Linked DNA regions of Homo sapiens: region 2 is linked to region 1. The links are chromatin loops, found by intact Hi-C in ENCODE. Cell type or tissue: MCF 10A. All regions are shown on one strand. Links, peaks and the distances in the headings refer to the core of each region. The heading gives the core; the rest is flanking DNA. Region 1 has its middle 160 kb from the start of PTBP2. Region 2 has its middle 140 kb from the start of LINC01787.

What was found. Hi-C counts contacts between places; a loop is a spot of excess contacts. Peaks named below come from ENCODE experiments on the same cell type or tissue, not always from the same donor. Only the 100,000 strongest peaks of a DNase experiment are listed, where the experiment ranks them.
Region 2: it touches region 1 in a loop (3-fold over the local background); 2 of 110 quality-filtered maps call a loop at or near these places.

What each region holds. Positions count from the first base shown.
Region 1 is chr1:96,555,147-96,565,457 of GRCh38, forward strand. No RefSeq gene overlaps it. Among named protein-coding and RNA genes, the nearest start is that of PTBP2, 160 kb to the right of the region's middle. In MCF 10A, for the core only: no CTCF peak of the experiment used is centred there; a DNase peak (open chromatin) is centred at 5,205.
Region 2 is chr1:96,231,736-96,242,046 of GRCh38, forward strand. No RefSeq gene overlaps it. Among named protein-coding and RNA genes, the nearest start is that of LINC01787, 140 kb to the right of the region's middle. In MCF 10A, for the core only: a CTCF peak has its summit at 4,586 (motif pointing right); DNase peaks (open chromatin) are centred at 2,766 and 4,606.

The DNA.
Region 1 (10,311 bases), core at 2,955-7,954:
TGCCCATCTCTCACTTCACAGCAATTTTTTTTTTTTTTTTTTTTTTTAACGAGACAGGGCTTGCTATGTCACCCAGGCTGGAGTGCAGTGGCATGATTATAGCTCACTGCATCCTCAACCTCCCAGGCTCAAGCAATCCTCCTGCCTCAGCCTCTTGTGTAGCTAAAACTACAGGGGCATGCCACCAGGTCCAGCTAATTTTTAAATCTTTTATAAAGGTCTCACTGTGTTGCCCAGGCTTGTCTCAAACTTCTGAGCTCAAGCAGTCCTCCTGCCTCAGCCTGTAGGCCTCCCAAAGTGCTATGATTACAGGTGTGAGCCACTGCACAAGGCCAGCAATTTTTTTTTTTAACATATCTGCTTCCCTTAACAAATTGTAATGACCTTGAGAGCAGGAACTTTAAATCCCTGTCTTCTACACCTAATTCCTGGCCCATCTCAGAGTTAATCTCTATCTACTGCTTTGCTTCTTGACTATTAATCATAATTTCCTGGTTAAAAAAATTTTTTGGTATGTCTAGCAATTTTTGATTGAATACTGAATCGTTGCTAACACATTGTAGGAACTCAATTCTGTCATTTTCTTTGGAAGATTATTGATTCTTATGTTATCAGTCAGTTCTATTGCGTTTGATCACTATGTACTACAGCAACCTTGGTTTGTTATTAAGATCCATGAAAAACCTAATGTGTTTCACAAATGTCTTTAACTTGCCAGGACTGAACATCCAAACTGAACTTTGTCTCCTCTGAAGATCTCGTTGAATCACAATTTTAGGTTTTGTTAAGGAGGGTCTAGTTTAGGCCTTACTTGAAGTTGTTCCCCTTACTCCTAAAGTACAGCTTTTGTGTGTCTTAGCTGCATGCAAGGGTGTTAGCAGGAAAGTATTGAGTGATCTCTCCACTCTGGCAGGGCCAGAATTCCAGTGTTCTCAGGCACGCTTTTCCCACAGATGCTCACCCACTGGTGTCTCTGTTTTTCTTTCTAGTGATCCTGAAGTGGTCCCACTCTCCATATATATAACCCAGTCATCAGCCACAAATCCACAGGGGATCCCACACAGAAACTTCTGGGTCCTACTCTGCACAGTTCCCAATTTCTGATGCCCTACCCTGTAGATTCCAGCCATTTCAGTTGACCCAAACGTTGATCTTGGTCTCCTCAGCTGAATGAGGCCACAGTGCTCTACTCAGACTCGAGCTCTTCACACCATGCTCAGGGAATTGTCTCCAGGCAGAAGGTAGGGCAGTCATGAGGCTCATCTCTTGTTTTCCTCTTCCCTAGGGTGGCAAGTGTTGTGTCAACTATTGTCCAATGAAAATAGTTGTTTCATATATTTTGCCCAGTTTTAAAGTCACTTATGTCAGGAAAGATAGTCTAGTATCATTGATAACAGCATAGACAGAAACAGAAATCTCTCTTTTTAGCCAGGCTTTGTGGCTTCCACTTGTAATCCCAGTGTTTTGTGAGGCCAGGGAGGGAGGATTGCTTGAGGCCAGGAGTTCAAGACCAGCCTGAGCAACATAGTGAGATCCCATCTCTACGAAAAAAAAAAAAAAAAGAAATCTCTCTTATTTATCTTTATAACCCAGACACTTATAAGTGTCCAGCAAACTGTGTCCCCACTAATCAATAAGTCTTTATGTAAGAAAGTATTGAATGAGTGATACCTTTTAATGAGCTATACTCTTCTAGCTAGGTAATGTTTTTATTATCCCATGAGATCACCAAAATAGATTTTTATTCTGACATAAAATTAATTTGCTGAAATTAATTGGAGGGGGGTAAGAAGACAATTTTCTCTGCTAGTCTTCAGTTGCTTCCATTTATTTATAACTAACACAATTTTCTAGTCCTTTGATGGTAGACAGATAAATACTTAGGCAAATTAAAGCAAAAATCTAGGTTAACAACAGTGCCTCAGAGAAGGGAATTCTCTGCTAATGTAATTTTCCCACCTAGTGAGGGTTAACAGAAGATTCTTTCTGTTTTGATACTTATTGTTGAAAATGTGTATGAAATAAAAGAATTCATTTTCCTTTAGAAGATGTAGTCTTTGAACAACCAGCAAATTTGAGATAGATGAATTTTTCTACAATAACTCTGAATACCACTCCACTCTGTTCAGTCCAGACAATCCCTAAGTCCAGACAATACCTAATACCATATTCAGGTAGAGGAAAATCTCCAGGTAACTCTCCTAAATTATGGCTACACCAAATTCTGATCGTTCCCAATACGGCAAATGCATAGGACTCCACCCCCAACTTCACGTGTGATTCCAGAAACAAATGAATATTCTTTCACAACACCTCCTATAAGAAAGACACTGACTCAACCCCAGCTATTTGTAGAGCAACTTAAGGGAACACATGCCCTTTCTCTGTTTCATGCCATGATCAGAGGAAAACCAATATGCAAACCATCAGTGAAATCTCTAATGATGCAGAGCCACAGTTGAAGGAATCCTGGACCGATGTCTGAGAAATATCTCCAGAATGCTGCGTTTTCTTTCTTCTCAGTCACATTCCTTGAAAACAAGGAAACCAACCAGTCACTTTCTTGGTTGAGGAATCAGCTTATTATCTTTCCTTTATTTATTTATTTCTTTAAAGTTATACCACTTGGGATTTATTTGACTTCTCAGATCTGTGAATTGTATCTTTCACCACTTCTGAACAATGTTAATTATTATTTTCTTTAAATATGACCTCTGCTACCCTTTCTTTCTCTTCTTGTGCTCCATTCTCCATTATTGTTTATCTCTCTCTTTTCTATTTTCTGTCTTTTTATATTTCCTGAATGCATTCTGAATAATTTCTTTTGACCTTCCTTCTAGCTTATTCATTTTCTCTTTAGCTGATTTAAACTGCTGTCAAGCCAATCCATTGAGCTCTTTTATTTACGATAGTGTTATTCCAAGTGTGGTCTTCAGGCCAGCAGCACTAGTATCATCTGAGAGCTTGTTAGAAATGAAAATTCTTAGAACTGACCTCAGAACAACTAAACAGGAGTAGGGCCCATAGGAATCTATGTTTTGACAAGCTATCCAGTTAATTTTTATGCATGCTAATCTAGAAGAAGCAATGATTTACAGTATTATATTTCTAAATTTATAAATTGAATTTGATTCTTTTTAAGATATGCTTTGTAATCTCTTGTTTTCTGTTTTCTAGAATATCTTTGTCTTCTTTAGGCATATTTGTTTTCTGTTTCAATATTTGAAATCTTAGAGGACCTGTTTCTGCTTTATCTAATTTCTGAATATCTCATGCATGATGACATGTTTCCTTTTGTACTTAATGGTTTTTTTTTTTTTTCAATTGAAAAATGCTAAAGCTACTGGTGGATATACTTTGAAGTCTGGGCTGAAAGCGCATTCTCCTCCGGAGATAATCTGCATTTTCTTATGCCAAGTGTGTAGAGATACTTCATGTTTGCAAGTGTTTTGGACCGCTCATGTGGGCTACCAATCCATTTGAGGGCTGGCTAGTGGTTAAAACTTCTCAGAGGCAATTTGTTTTCCCCCTTCATCTGATTAGCTTGATAATGAATGTCCACTCAGTCTCCAATGGCAGGATGAAAAGGAGATATTCCTTCTGATTGCACTGAGGATGTTGCTCCCGGACTTTTTTTATGGGGAGATTGTCTCTTTTTAGGCTTCCTGCCTGTATGAGCCTGAGGCTTAGTCAGCCATTGCCCAGGCCCAGGAGGCAACACAGTTCAAAGCTGAATGTCATCAACTTTAGCAAATGACCTCAAGATAAAAGTGGCATCAATGTTTAAATAACTTTTATTTAGACTTTATTCTAATGAATTATTACTATTTTGTCAGCAATTTCATGCATTTAAGATTTTATGTGTTTTATATACATATATGAATTGTCCATATATTATTCATATATATACATGTATATAAAAGATACACACACACACACACACACACACAGTGGCGTGCTAGAGCTGGCTTATGCTGGATCCTGAGATTGAATTGTTAACATTTCTATCCAAATGTGCATTCAGTGATGTCATCTTTGAACCTTAAAATCAGCTATAGAGAGAGAATTTACACCATAATATTCAACAGCAACAACAACAAATTAAGGCTTTTTTGTTTCTAGAAATCTGATTAAGCGTTTGACCCAAACAGCAATACACATATACAGTCCCATGTTTTCACTTGCATTCTTCAGGAGGATTAGTCTGGCTACCTAATAAATGAAACTCTTTTCTCTCTCTTCTCTCTATTGCAGATTTTGCTTTCCCTAGGGATTCATTGTTTATACTCAAGACACATGCCGATTTGCTTTCGCTTTTTTTTGTTCTTCATACAACCGTGAATAAATGTTCCAAATAATTTAACTTCAGATCAAGACTATCCTTTTGGTGCTCCAATAATTTAACTATAGACCTCAGAAATACCCTGCAAAGTTGTTATTGTTATTTCTCTATTTTATAGATGAAGAAACTGAAGCCCAGAAAGATTATGTAACTTGATGAAGTTTACATACCTAGAAAGGGCTAGAACTGAGCTCCAAATGCAGATCTATCTAATTCTAAAGCCATGCTGCCTCAACTGACTGTATCTTTTCAATTAGTCAAATGGAGTGGTCTCCCAAAATTATTTCCTTCCTTAGTCATCCTTTCCTCCTTTGTAGTCTTTATAATAGCTACCATTTCTTTCCTTCAGTTATAAAAGGATCAGTTCTCAAAATATGTTCATGCAAAATAAAAGGGAAGTGGGGAACTGAACCTTCTTTTTCTGGTGATAAAATATTTCTGGATACTAAGTTATAAAGTAGCTTGATAATTGTTGTGAAATCAGGAATACATTCATTGATCTTTGTCTCTGTTTCTGGCACCAGGTTCCTAAAACTCATGGAATTTCCTAAGTGGTAAGAGAGTCTTTTGTTATTCATAAGGAGTCTCTTTCAATCACACCTAAGTTTATGCTAATGAGGTGACTTAGGGCGGGAATCCTAGGTAGCATCAAGGTGGTGCTAGCCACTAGAAAGACCAAACCATTAGAGAGAAGTGAAACTGCTCCTATAAACTTTACAGAATTAATCAGGGAAGAAGGGAGGGAGAGAAAGAAAACAAACCAAGCTTGCAGCACACTAAGCATTAATCACTAGGCCAGCTGGCTCACTGACCTGCTTCCTCATGGTTGTTTGGTGACTGTTTCATCAGAATCATGTAGACCCTGTCACAGGATCATAGTTCCCCTTGACTGCTCTATTATAACAACCTGAACATTGTGAAACTTTAAGTTTTGCCTTTGCAATATTTTTTCAATCCTGCATACCAGTGAAACTACTGATGCCCGCTGGTCTGAAGAATTCCCCAAGAAGCTGACTCACGAAAAAACGCATTTTCTACATCCAGATGATTTCATCCCCCTTACCTAACTAATCAACAACTCCAATTTTCTAGCCCCTCACCCACCATGGTCCTCTTAAAAGTCCTGGCCCAGAACTCCTCAGGGGGACAGATTTCAGGGTCTCCTCCCATCTCCTCACTCAGCACCATGCAATTATTAAATCCTTTCTCTGCTGCAAAGCCTGCTATCTCAGTGTAATTGGTCTGTTACTGCAGGGGTCATACAAACCTATGGATCCTATAACAATAGGAATTTTCAGACCTACACCTGACCTCCAGGGAAAGGAGGGGCTGAAGATTGAGTGCTATAAAAGCTCTTAAACAAGAAGGTTAGGAGAGCTTCCAGGTTGGTGAACATACTAAGGTGCCCAGAAAGGTCATGAAATCTCTGTACCACTTCTCCTGTCATATTTTGCCTTCTGCCTCACTTTCATTTGGCTGTTCTTGAGTTATATCCTTTATAATAAGCCAGAAAATGTGGATAAAGTATTTTTTCTAGGTTCTGTGACCCATTCTAATAATTATCAAACATGAGGAGAAGGTCATTGGAACCGCCAATTTATAGTCAGTCAATAAGAAGTGCAGGTGGTTCAAGACTTGCAGCTGGCATCTCTAGTAGGGTGGTCTTGTAAGACTGAGCTGCTTCAATTTGTGGGATCTGGAGCTAGCTCTAGGTAGATAGTAACAGAATTGAATTGAATTATTAGACACCCAGTTGATGTTTAAAATATTAGAAGACTAGTTGTTGGTGTCAACAAGCGTCCTAGAATTTTGAATGCTGTATTCTTTTTTTTTCCTTTATCTTTCTTTTTTTTTTTTTTTTTTCTGAGATGGGGTTTCACTCAGTTACCAAAGCTGGAGTGCAGAGGCATGATCATAGCTCACTATTACCTCAAACTCCAGGGCTCAAGGGATCCTCCCACCTCAGCCTCCCAAGTAGACACTACCATGTCTGACTAATTTTTTTTTTTTTTGAAGCAGAGTCTCACTCTGTCGCCCAGGCTGGAGTGCACTGGTGTGATCTCCACTCACTGCAACCTCCGCCTCTCAGGTTCAAGCGATTCTCCTGCCTCAGCCTCCCGAGTAGCTGGGATTACAGGTGCGTGCCACCATGCCTGGCTAATTTTTGTATTTTTAGTAGAGACAGGGTTTCACCATGTTGGTCAGGCTGATCTCAATCTCCTGACCTCGTGATCCACCCACCTTGGCCTCCCAAAGTGCTGGGATTACAGGCATGAGCCACCATGCCCGGCCTGGATGCCGTATTCTTAATGAAGGACTTACCATCAAATAATATGTAAATATGGATAATAATCTTTCTTAAAAGCAAATGTATCAACATAAGAGTTCATAAAAACTTAAAATACTAAAATATTATAAATCTGCAGCATAAATTATTATTGAAGAGACAGCATTATTTAATAAAGCAAATTAACATCTCGTAAAATATCCAATCTTTCTGTTTCATGAATTTAACCTGAAACTAATATTCTGCCATGTAAACATTATTAAACTTTCAGTCTTTGCCTTCTAGGACTTTAGAAGAACTTCAGCTATTGGTAGTATTGGGGCTTAAAAAATGATACATCAAAATATGGTGTCTTGGATGCTGAATGCTTTGAATTAAGGGAAATTAAAAGACCTCAGAAATAAGCCTCAGAACCAAGGTCTTTCTCTGATCTTCCTCCCAAGCCCTGCACCTGTCTCTCTGATCCTCTTTCTTTTCTGATGCACCAGGAAGGACTCTCTCTGGAATTCCCTTATATCACTAGGAAAACCTTTTTCCAAAAGAAATGCAATTGTCTTAAGACCCCCTCCCTAGGAATCTCATCAAATAAACAGGAAAATTTTAACACCAGAAAAGAGAAGACACTGAGAGTCTTCACTGTGCTCAGACACACTTTTTATGTGTTCTTCTGAGACAGCTCAAAAAGATTACCTGGAAAACTTTATCTGCATAATAAGACAACCTTTGTTCACAGTGAAGTTTCACTCCTCACCTTCCCACCACTTCCCCCAAAGCTCAGAGGAACTTTGTCCCAGGCCACTGTTCTTTAAGCTCATTCATTTCCCGGCAAAATTATTTACTTCTACACTTCGATCTCCCCTTGCCCTATAAAGAAGTGCATATAAGCATCTGAACATCATTGGATTAAGGAGTAATCATACTCTTGTGATTCCCTTGTGCTTATGCACATAAAATAAATTCATATGCCTTTTTCTCCTATTAATTTGTCTATTATCAGTCATTTCTGTGAACAATCAGAGAGGTGAAAATGGAGGCTTGGTTTTCGCCCCCACTGTAGAAGTCTCTGAGTCCATCATAGATTAGATAAGTGTGGTAATAGGATAACTCAAAGAATCTGAACGTTGCTTTTACTTAAACATTTATTTTAATCATTGGTACTATAACCCTATAGCTTCTTTTTATTATCAATGCAGAGCATGTCAGATCTGTCCCGTTCTTTTGTGAGCTTCACATGCAAAGTAGTATTATTATCCTGATGCTATTAAAAATATATACTCTGAGTTTCAAACAATCAACTGAGAGATGAGCTTTGGAACATACCAATATTGAGCTGCCAATATTGAGATAAAGAAGGAAGAAGCAGTTTATCCAAATGCATACTGAAATCACTCGTGTATGAGTGTCTTGGCTTGAAAATTATCCCCACCTGTTTTTTTAAAGATAATAGACTCTGGTTAACAGGAATTACTGCTGAACTGAAATTTTACTATACTTTGAAATACTGCAACTGGAGCTAATATTTTTAAAAACTATGCTAAGATCACACATTTTTTCTCTCCTTAGACTCTTAAAGGATATTATTTCCCTACCCATGTTTTAATATTTGACCTTTGCTAGGTGATAAATCAATCTAACGATCTTGGGACTGTCAATTGAGTCTGGACTTGCATTTACTTGAATACTCTTCAAATCTCTTTTTAGTTTATAAGTATTTCTGCTAAGAATAAAACATCCTTTTGGTTCTTTAATTGAAGTTTTTACCTGGATTCACATTTTTTTTTTCAAAATTTTGTTTAACTTCTATCATCTTTGGAATTCAAGAGAATTATTTGTATCTCTACTAATCTACTTAATTTGTGAATTTGCTACATTTAAAAAGATAAATTGGGGGCCGGGGGGGTGGGTGGCTCACACCTGTAATCCCAGCACTTTGGGAGGCCGAGGCGGGCGGATCACCAGAGGTCGGGAGTTCGAGACCAGCCTGACCAACCCTGTCTCTACTAAAAATACAAAATTAGCCGGGCGTGGTGGTGCATGCCTGTAGTCTCAGCTACTCAGGAGGCTGAGGCAGGAGAATCGCTTGAACCTGGGAGGTGGAGGCTGCAGTGAGCCGAGATTGTGCCATTGCACTCCAGCCTGGGCAACAAGAGCAAAACTCCGTCAAAAAAAAAAAAGATAAATTGGGCCCGGCACGGTGGCTCGTTGCACTCTAGCCTGGTGACAGAGCGAGACTCCATCTCAAAAAAAAAAAAAAAAAAAAAAAGATGAACTGATGGAACTCAAGATAACTTATCATGTTATGATTCCAGAGTTGTATTTCTGGCTCTTTGTCTTTTTCATCTTTTTCACATTTGTTCCTTCCAGCTGGTGTCTGAGGCTTCTGTCTTTGCTCTTACAATCAAGGTCAGACAGACTTACTAGCTCTCTGAACTTGTCCCTTTAGGTTTTCTTCATAGATATCTTTATCTTTTCTTTCTCATCTTATAGCTAATGATATTTCACCTCTGATTTCTTGGATTTTTTCATGTAACTTTATCTATTGGTCACCTACATTATGTGCAAAGAAAAATAGCTAATATTAAGAATATAGGGAAGATTTTCTATTTACCTAATCAGTTTTTACCTATTAGATTCAAACTAAAGATTGTGAGTTGCCTCTGCCTACAGTCTCATAATTTGGTGGGCCCAATTCAACCCAGATATAGCGTTAGTCATTCATAAGTTATACCATTACAAAACTGAATGAAAATATTGTCATAAAATTGAATGATTTATCATCAGTTGGATCCTTCTTCTGTTTTTTTTTTTAGACAGAGTTTTGCTCTTGTTGCCCAGGCTGGAGTGCAACAGTGTGATCATGACTCACTGCAACCTCCGCCTCCTGAGTTCAAGCAGTTCTCCTGCCTTAGCCTCCCGAGTAGCTGGGATTACAAGCATGCACCCCATGCCCAGCTAATGTTGTACTTTTAGTAGAGATGGGGTTTCTCCATGTTGGTCAGGCTGGTCTCAAACTCCCAGTCTCAGGTGATCCGCCTGCCTTGGCCTCCCAACATGCTGGGATTACAGGAATGAGCCACCACGCCTGGCCTACCATCTGGATTCTTCTAATGAGAGAACTGAAGCTTTCATCATAATAGGATGCTTACTATCAATTGACCATTCTTAAATTTCAGAATTAAATGTATACAAATAAAGTATCTATTATGGTTCTGACAGCTGTTTTCCTTTTCTTTGCTTATTTTAGTTCAACTGTTGGCATGACCTAATGATAGGTTTTCTCAATATTAAAAGTTGACACCTTTTAGATCTTTGGGTACCTACTGATATTTGTTCACTTTTGAATTTAATTGTCATCATTATGCTGATAAAATCAAATATAATTTGACTTCCCCACTTTTATTTTTTTTATTATTATTATTTACTTATTTTTTTTTAAGAGACAAGGTCTTGCTATGTTGCCCAGGCTAGTCTTGAACTCCTCAGCTCAAGCAATACTCCCACCTCAGCCTCCCAAAGTGCTAGGATTATAGGCATGAGCTACCATGCCCAGCCTATCTGCTCTTAAATGCTATAATTATAATTTTCTGTCACTGACCATATTTTATTTCTGAATAAATTCTTGGCAATTTTCTTTGTTCTTTAAGTGTAATTTTAGATATGAATCAGGAATGTTTCTCAAGAC
Region 2 (10,311 bases), core at 1,755-6,754, 320 kb before region 1:
AAGAATGATAATATCCATCCCTAAAATTATCAGCTCTTTTTGTCTTGGTAAAAAGGAGAAAAAACTTAGGTGTTCCTTAGTTATACTATAGAAATGATGCTGTGAGCCTTCCAAAGCTAGGTCATAAAAGATAATCTTCTGCCTTGTTCTCATGGAATTACTCACCCTGGGGTAAGCCAACTGCCGTGTGGTAAGGACATTTAAGCAGTCCTATGCAGAGGCCAACGTGTCAAGAAATGAAGGCCTCTTTTCTTGAACAGCAGAACTAAGAGGTCCAGCCAACAGCCATGCGAGAGAGCCATCTTGAGAGCAAATTCTCCAGCCTTCTTCAAGCCTTCAGATTACGGCATCCTCAGCCAACACCTTGACTGCAGCCTGATGAGAGACTCTAAGCTAGAACCACCCAGCTAAGCTTCTTCCAGATTCTTGATACTCAGAAACTATAAGATATAAATATTTGTCATTTTTAGCCCCAACACTGATACAATCAAGCATACACTACTATGGAAAAAGAATTATTTAAATATATTCATATAAATTTATAATGGATATGTAAATTTAACTGTTTAACAGTATAAAATATGTGAGATTTCAGAATAATGCATATAGTATGACTCAATTTTTGTTTAAAAAAATCTAAAATTATCATTTGTTTGTACATGTTTGTTTGAGTATGGAGGAAGGTGCCAAATGATTCATATCAGACTGTCACTTCGGTTACCTCAGGAGCATGGGAAAGATTGTAAACTTTTCCTCATCAACCAGTACCTAGTACTAGTAATAGACAACTAATACCTTAGTACTATTTGCATCATATGAAGAAGATGTGCTACTTTTACAATTTTAGAATATATAGTAAACTAAAGAAAAGTGGGGACCAGACGCGGTGACTCACGCCTGTAATCCCAGCACTTTGGGAGGCCGAGGCGGGTGGATCATGAGGTCAGGAGATCGAGACCATCCTGGCTAACATGGTGAAACCCCGTCTCTACTAAAAATACAAAAAATTAGCCAGGCATGGTGGTGGGCACCTGTAGTCCCAGCTACTCGGGAGGCTGAGGCAGGAGAATGGCGTGAACCCGGGAGGCGGAGCTTGCAGTGAGCCAAGATCATGCCAGGGAACTCCAGCCTGGGCAACAGAGCCAGACTCCCCATATCAAAAAAAAAAAAAGGGGGGGCAGGGGAGGATAAACATTACATTTTGATAATAAAATTTTAATTTTGTTCTTTCCACATCTCTTTAAATTTTGCAGTGGCCATAGATAAATTAGATACTTTAGTTTAAAAAATGTTTAATTAACTTCTGAAAATGGAAAGTAAACCATAAATGAACCTTTAGGATATAGATAAGGAACCGTTGTTCTCAACAGGACTTTACTCACCAATCTGATCATGAGGTTTGTTCAGAGGGCTGTTTAAAATGTGAAAAACACATGCTTTCCATCAGAGTGCAGAGCATCTTTAGTCTATGAAATAATAAATATTTAAAGCATTCTTTATATTTGGGCAGGGCTTGATGGGAAAGATGGTCAAATGCTATCCCTGAGAACTTCAGTCACAGAAAGGTAAAAAAGACTCAGGCAATTATCCAACGAGTTCCTGGTTAAACTGGGAAGAGGGCTCAGCTCTCCAGTTCTGATCTGGTCAGCTGACATCTTATTTCTGAAATGCAAACTGGTAGAACTGAAAGAAATGTCTGTATATTGTACACACATCTGAGATAAAATGAACAAATATACACCAAATTTCATTGTCTAGTCCCTTTATATCAGTATTTTTTTTTTGAATCGTGGTGGGACAAAGTGCAAAAGATCTTGTGAGCATCATTTTAACAATGGGCTAATGAGCGAGAGTTTTGCTGAACTTCCACTGGCAAACTGTAGAATTCCCTAGAAAACCACATGACAGGACTTAGTCATCCCGTGTTTCTATATTCTCTTTGCCCTGGCAAAATTAGATTCCTCAAGTCAACTTGATGCACCAAACAGAACTTTAAAGACATAAGCATCTCTGCACTTTTTAAATGAAAAATGTTTTGAGGAAGGTGAAAGGAAAGAATCATTGACCTTGATCATTTCTGAGCCAAGATGTCTGATTCCCAGCAAAAGCTGTTCAAGTGAGAGGAAATGTATGAAGAAAAGGAAATACATACTTCCTAATTCTACTGTAAAGTTTGTCTCTAAGTATCATGTCCCTAACAGATAAATACACCTTTAATGAAATTTTTTAATTCATTTTTTTTTTCTAAAGAGACAGAAAAAAGATCTGCTTTATTTTTCCCGTTTAAAGCTTTCACCATTGGGACGAATTCAAACTTATATTCTTCTTAGGATTCAATTGGCAATGTCTGATATGCTTTAGTTGACAAATCACTTCCATCTTTGTGATCTGTTTAATTCTCACAAAAACCTTTTAAGTTTGTTATCACCCTCTTTAACGGACGCAACAGCTAAAGTGCAAAGAAACTGAGTGATTAATTCATAGCCACTCGGTGGCATAAGCCAGATTCAAAGTTAGGTCCTCTTTCTCTAAATTCTACATACTTTCTTCTCCTCTGCATTTGCCTCTCATGCTACTGTCTCTTTTACAGCCTTTGAATGCTTCACAAATATATCTCAGCCCCACTTCATCTCTGAGCACCAGCCCGAAAGCCTAAAATGAAAAAGCAAACATGTCAGAATTAGAGATTCAAGTAAATGTTGAGCGATAGCACCAATTATTGGCAGCCCGCCCACACCTTTGAAATGCGAGCGATTCTTCAGTCTACACCCATGCCTCAGACAGGGGCTCTCGGGAAACTGGTGACTCATTCCATAATGAGTCTGGACAAATAGAAAGGCCCAGGAGGCACTTGCATATAATAATCAGGAGATATTGACTTCTTTTGAGGTCAAGAGCAAGATTTATTAACCTAAGAGATAAATATTGACTGAAATTTTGGATAGTTTCTCTTTTTCTTCTCAGAAACCTGGTAAATTACTCAGACTGCCACTCAGACACTTGGAAACAGAATTTTCCTCCAGTTTTATGTCCGTCTTTAGTTATAGACCTCCTAAGGGAGGAAAATCTTTGTACTATATTTTAGAGAGATATTTAAAATCCTGCTAATTATTGCTTCATTTTTATCTATTCTAAGACTCGCTGGCCAGAAGCCTTTTATTAAACAGTAACAGGTTTTCACGTCCTTGGGGCTTTTTTTCTATGGTCTTCAGTGTCTGGCTGTGAGTCCAAATTTCAATTCATCTCATGTGATAGCCTCTATTCTTTTCCTCTCTAGTTTTCTCTCATCCTTAAGAAATAGTTTGCCTCCCATGGAAACCCCTCCCAGGCCTTCAAATTGTGCAAGTGGGCCTTAGGAAAGTTGTGTTCCAAAAGCCCCTCATTGTGACACACTTATCACTAAGTCATAGCAAACCCTTTTTTCTTCTGATAAGTTACACACAGATGCCCCAGTCCAGAGGGTCTGTTCAAGTATCCAGGGGCCTCCCTGTCCCTTTGCCCTGTGGCTTGAAATGGTTTGAGTTTGTCTTCAGATGTTGGTCAGATTTATTTTCTTCTTTTTCTTGACGACACGGAACAATCACCCGAGATAACCTGCTTTCTTTTCAGACCTTTTTCCTTGATATTTCTTTTCTTGGAGTCATCTCCTTTCAGTAAAGTTGAAGGTATATCCTCACATTATATTAAAAGCTTCAAAACTGTAAATCTGCGAGGCTTCAAGAATGTACTCTCTTCATTTAAACGTACTCCTTTCTGATCAGAAAGATCAATAACTTCCACAGCATGTTTTTGCTAAGAATGAGTATGTTTAAGGCTCTTATCTCCTTGACTCGAATAAATTACTAAAAGTACTCATTCTAGTTACTTTGAAATACCATAGAAACATTTGTGGCATTAACACAGTGTATTACAGCTTTTGAAGTTTTATTACTTTTCGGTTCTTTTTTATTATATATTTAAACTGTAATCCCCTTTCTTTTCTTGAGATGATTGTGTTTGCCAAAGACCTGTATGGAAGAAGTTTGCCTTTCTTTAGAAGCATTTTCCTCCCACAGACTCATTCCTTCTGAGGTTGTTATGAATTTTTAATCACAGAAGATGTTACTACTATTATTTTCTAATTCTGAGAGTCACCCCTATGCTTTGACACCACTGGAGCACCTGCAAGGCACCAAATCCAGCATGCTGCCTAGGTAGCAGGTGGGAGGTCTTGATAGAAATGCTTAATTGAGATTTGACCATGACCCACTTTCTAGTGATAAGCAATATTTGAGTATGTGACAACTATACAGTGTCCTAAGATAGGCTGTAGGTTGCTTTTAGCTGGTATTTGCATAGCACTCCTTCTGGCTTTAATACATTACATTGTGCTTTTAGCCACCAAGGAAATGGGAGGGTACTGGCCATCAGCAGTGATGTGCTTAATGTGTCGTGCACAACTTGTGAATAGAGAATGACCCTGAGAATGAAAAGAGGCTGAATCTTAGCGATAAATTCACATAGGAATTTTTGCCTCAGAAATGAACTGGAGATAATCAACAGCAAGAAAGTCCTTGAAATTCAAGAGATCTAAAGAAGCTGAAAATTAATCAGCTGCCACAAGGTGGCGAAATCACATTGATGTCCTTCTTACTGCTCTATTTCCTCATAGAAACCTTTTAATGTCAACTATCTGAGGACAAAGGTGTCATTTCTACATTTAAATAAAAACCACTTATCACCAAGATTTACAAACCATTTCAGTGCATTCAGACAGCTTTCTGGGTATACTGGATAGTGTGTGAATAAGTAAGGTGACACTGCCAAATATAAAAAGCTAAAAGTACATTTTGTTTTCTCATAGCTACGTGTGAGAACCTGTGTTCTCCCCATATTTGATGTCCATTTGCTAAAGATTAAGAACAGAAAGAATTTAGGATATATTTTAGAGCATGTTGCAGAAATTCTGTGAAGTGCAGTTTGCTTTAGCTATAAGGTGGGTACATGAACAAAGATGCACATGCTTTTGTAAACATTTCAAGTGCCATCACAGAGAAAAAGGGCAGTGTCAGGATGCAGTGGCCCTGTATCCTGGGCTGCTGCTCACCAAAGCATGAACTCTGCTCTTATTGGTGTTTTCAAATCCCAACACATCCTTTTATATTTTTAGGGATTTTATTGAACACCAGCTGCCTCTTATTTTAACATATTTGATAACAATACTTCAAACTACTGTTGTGGTGATAAAATGAGTGAATTCATATAAACATAGCTGCTACTAGCCAGAAGCACATTTGGAGATTAGACAAAGATGCCTCTCAGGGTGCACACCTCCCTTCTCTAGGAGACAGAACATGGCAAGCAAAGCTTCCGCTAGATCTCAGCTCACGTGACCCTTTCCTGGCCATCCTGTTGCAGGGATCACTCTGTGCAATCGTATGTCCAGGGTCTGCATGTAAAGTACTTAAAATAATGCCTGGCACAAAGAAGATGAACCCTCTAAAAATCATCATCATCTTCATCATCATCATCATCATCACCAGCACATCCCTAGTGGCCTTGTCATTGTAGCCTTACTATGTCTAGTTTATTCTACAGGTGTGTGAGAAATATATCTATAGATATGGTAGCAGGGAGATACAATGCAGATTAAATAACTTTATAAACAAATATGCTGACCTGATGGTGAAAAGCACAATAAAAAATTATGAGTCAGAGTGGTGTGAAATCAAGACCGTAAAAAAAATAGAGAAGGTGTAAAGGGTAAGACCTTTTTACAATGGTAGATCCCCAGCCAACCCCCATTGTAACCCTCCCTTCCACCCTATCCCTACCTAGCCCAAGGCTTACTACAACTGGTACTAGGACTCAGCTACACATTTAAAGTAGGTCTTTTGCTTTATTTAGTGCTTTTTCAGACACCATTTCTGGGACCCAGTAGTACCACATGACTTCCTGGGTGATCACCTTTCTGCAGGGCCTCATGTCATCTCACCCAGACATCAATTTACAGTGACTACTGTACTCACTGGTAGATGGCCACCAGGTATCCCTGACTGTCATTAGGAGTGCATAAAGGACGACGGGCAAGGAACCAGTTAACAGAACCAGGCTCTGACAAACCTCAGGGTCTCAAGGCACCTCTTTATCAAAAGAGCATCGCTATTTACTTTAACTGTGGCATTAGGAGCAGTGGCAACAGTTTGTGTCGGAGCGAGTATGTAATATAGGTAAGGTGTCTGACCAGGACTCTTTCAGTCTAAATGAAACAAATACTAACACAGGAGAAGTGAAGAATGTGACAGTTTTGCTCTTACAGTTTACATCTTCTTCAGAAGACCTTGGCACACTTTTCAGAAGGTGAATAAAGGGTATTCATGCCATGTCATAGGCCACTCAACACAGAACTTCCATTTTACTGATTTATTCTCAGAATGCAGTTGCTGACAAAATGCACATTGATTATGAAAAATGAGGACTTCTAAAATATTGATAGAACTTTTTATGGGGGAGGGAATTAACTTAGAACTTAAAGCATGAATAATATGTTTTGATGATATAGCAATTAAGTCAGTTTTATTGTTTTGGAACTGTTAATTTTCTACTCATTCAAGGGAAAAGGAGGCCTTTGTTTTCTGAAATAAAAATTTTCAACTGTCAGGTTTTGTACCACAGGCCACAAGCCCTTTTGACATCAGCTTTTCGTGAGGCGCTTTTGAAGTAAATGTGTTATTAGTACAAGAAAATCATGACTATTGTAAACAAACAATAACTATTAGTTTTTCCTGCGTGTGTTTGACACATGGTTATGGAGCCATTGTAACACTAAGCCACTTGAAAAGTCATTGATCCAAAGCACAGCATTTTCAGGGCAGCTCTTGTAAATTCTTCCATAACAGAGTCATATTGGGTAGTTTATGACAAGCTCTGAAGCAGTCGCTGGTGGTAACTGGAAAACATACACAGGGCAAAAGCAGGAACATTCATATAGGGCCCAGCAGAAGTCAGAGCCCCATTCACAGGGACAGCTTGGGATTAATATGATGCTGTGCGGGGCAACCTCCCATAGGCATGCTGGGACCCTCATATCAGCCTAGGGAACAGCTGGGCGTTATTAATATGATACTCACTTGCCTTCCCTGGATGAAACAGCAGCTTGGAGAAGTTGATGGGATTGTAAAACTGGAGTGGGAGAGTCCCAGGATCTCTACTCCAAATTTAACAGCAGATCTGATCATCTGTTTTACACATGGGGCTTCTGAGAAAGACTATTTAAAGAAAGGGCCTCACTACTTTTTTAAAAAGCAACTTTTTTAAAAAAAATTGCTCTGATAGAAAGGGTTAGTGTTGGGAAACTGGAGAAAGGGAGATGAAGGAAGAATGAAACCAAGTTCAAACTAGAGGGTTGATTAATGCTGAGTCCTTTGGGCATCTTGCTGGAGAATAGGTGAGGGTGCGGGTGTGAAAGCCGCATCCTGGCAGCTTTGCTGCACCGCAGGATGAAATTAATTTAGATGATGAGGAACAGGAGTACAGAAACAAAGACAAAAATCTCTTTCTTGAATGGAACTTTTAATCTTAGATATAGCAAGATTAAAATGTGGATTATATATTTTATGTATTATTTTTTTCTTTGGTAGAGAAATTACTTTATTCCATTTGTTATGGTTAATTTTATGTGCCAAGGTAGCTAGGCTATGATGCCCAGCTGTTTGGCCAAATACTAGTCTAATGCTGTTCTGAAGGTATTTTTGTAAATGGGATTAACATTCACTACTGGTTGACATTCAGTGAAACATATTACCCTCCATAACGTAGGTGGGCTTCATCCAAGTTGTTGAAAGCCTTAAGAGCAAAAAACTGAGGTTTCCAGAAGAAATTCTCCCTCATACTATAATATAGAAGTCTTGCCTGAGATTACATCCTGCTGGCCTGCCCTACTGATTTTGCATTTAAGATTGAAGCATCAACTCTTATCTGAATTTCCAGCCCACGGGCCCACTCTACAAATTTCACATTTGTCAGTCCCATAATTGGGTGGACAAACTCCGTAGAATAAATCTCTTTCTCCGTACACACACAGACATACACATACAATATGTATATACATATAATTGCTTCTGTTTCTCCGGAGAATCCTGAATGACACACTAGTCATCCCAGACAGGTTCTGATTACACTCAGCCTTGTACTAAAAGGGCATGATGGCTTCAGGTACCACGTGGCCCAAGATTCAAACCCAGGCACTGCTGCTTATTAGTGAGGTCCTGTGTAAGTTATTTAATCTCTTTAAGTCCCAATTTTCTCAACTATAAAATGGGAGTAATATTACTTATCTTCCTGGTATTTTTCTTTATGAGAATTAAATGGGAAAATGCACACAAAAGTATACGGTACAAAACTTGGCATATAGTAGCTGATCAACAAGTAGCAAACAATGTGGATTATCTATGTGTTGTACTGAAGAACGTTCATATTATTTTACCAGCTATTCGGGTCTGTGAATTCAATATTATCTGTTTCTGTTTCTAGACATAGTCAATTAAAAATAGCCTTTAGTGTATATACAATTTCTTAATATGAATTTCATGAAACACTAGTGCCATGAAATTATTGAAGACAAAAAAGGTCCCAGATTGAAATAGGAGTGGCAGTCTGCCTAGTGTAACACCCTCTGGGAGAGTCACATTTTACTTTAATATATTAAAGACTCAGAAATTCTGCAGTTTCATTTACTTTTGAATAATCTGATTATGGTAATCATTTGGCCTATTTACAAATATTCAATTTTCCTTTCCTCCATGAGGTGGTAAGTTTTACCTCCTCACTCTTTCAAATTAGATATGGTCATATGACTTGCTTTAGGGAAAAAAAGTGAATGAAGTGACATGTGACATTTCCTGGTGGAACCACTAGATCCACTTCCCTTTTCCTGTCTTGGACATTGCAGAAGCATAAGTTAGATGGATCTTCAGTCAGTCTGGGTTGCTGACTGACAATATTGAGCAGTGTTTCCTCTCTACTGATCTGTTTTGCTTTTTGTTTTTTTTTTTAAAGTATTTTTTTCTTTTATTATTATACTTAAATTTTAGGGTACATGTGCACAATGTGCAGGTTAGTTACATATGTATACATGTGCAATGCTGGTGCGCTGCATCCACTAACTTGTCATCTAGCATTAGGTATATCTCCCAATGCTATCCCTCCCCACTCCCCCCACCCCACAACAGTCCCCAGAGTGTGATATTCCCCTTCCTGTGTCCATGTGATCTCATTGTTCAATTCCCACCTATGAGTGAGATTATGTGGTGTTTGGTTTTTTGTTCTTGAGATAGTTTACTGAGAATGATGATTTCCAATTTCATCCATGTCCCTACAAAGGACATGAACTCATCATTTTTTATGGCTGCATAGTATTCCATGGTGTATATGTGCCACATTTTCTTAATCCAGTCTATCATTGTTGGACATTTGGGTTGGTTCCAAGTCTTTGCTATTGTGAATAATGCCGCAATAAACATACATGTGCATGTGTCTTTATAGCAGCATGATTTATAGTTCTTTGGGTATATACCCAGTAATGGGATGGCTGGGTCAAATGGTATTTCTAGTTCTAGATCCCTGAGGAATCGCCACACTGACTTCCACAGTGGTTGAACTAGTTTACAGTCCCACCAACAGTGTAAAAGTGTTCCTATTTCTCCACATCCTCTCCAGCACCTGTTGTTTCCTGACTTTTTAATGATTGCCATTCTAACTGGTGTGAGATGGTATCTCGTGGTTTTGATTTGCATTTCTCTGATGGCCAGTGATGATGAGCATTTTTTCATGTGTATTTTGGCTGCATAAATGTCTTCTTTTGAGAAGTGTCTGTTCATGTCCTTTGCCCGCTTTTTGATGGGGTTGTTTGTTTTTCTTGTAAATTTGTTTGAGTTCATTGTAGATTCTGGATATTAGCCCTTTGTCAGATGAGTAGGTTGCAAAAATTTTCTCCCATTTTGTAGGTTGCCTGTTCACTCTGATGATAGTTTCTTTTGCTGTGCAGAAGCTCTTTAGTTTAATGAGATCCCATTTGTCAATTTTGTCTTTTGTTGCCATTGCTTTTGGTGTTTTAGACATGAAGTCCTTGCCCATGCCTATGTCCTGAATGGTAATGCCTAGGTTTTCTTCTAGGGTTTTTATGGTTTTAGGTCTAATGTTTAAGTCTTTAATCCATCTTGAATTGATTTTTGTATAAGGTGTAAGGAAGGGATCCAGTTTCAGCTTTCTACATATGGCTAGCCAATTTTCCCAGCACCATTTATTAAATAGGGAATCCTTTCCCCATTGCTT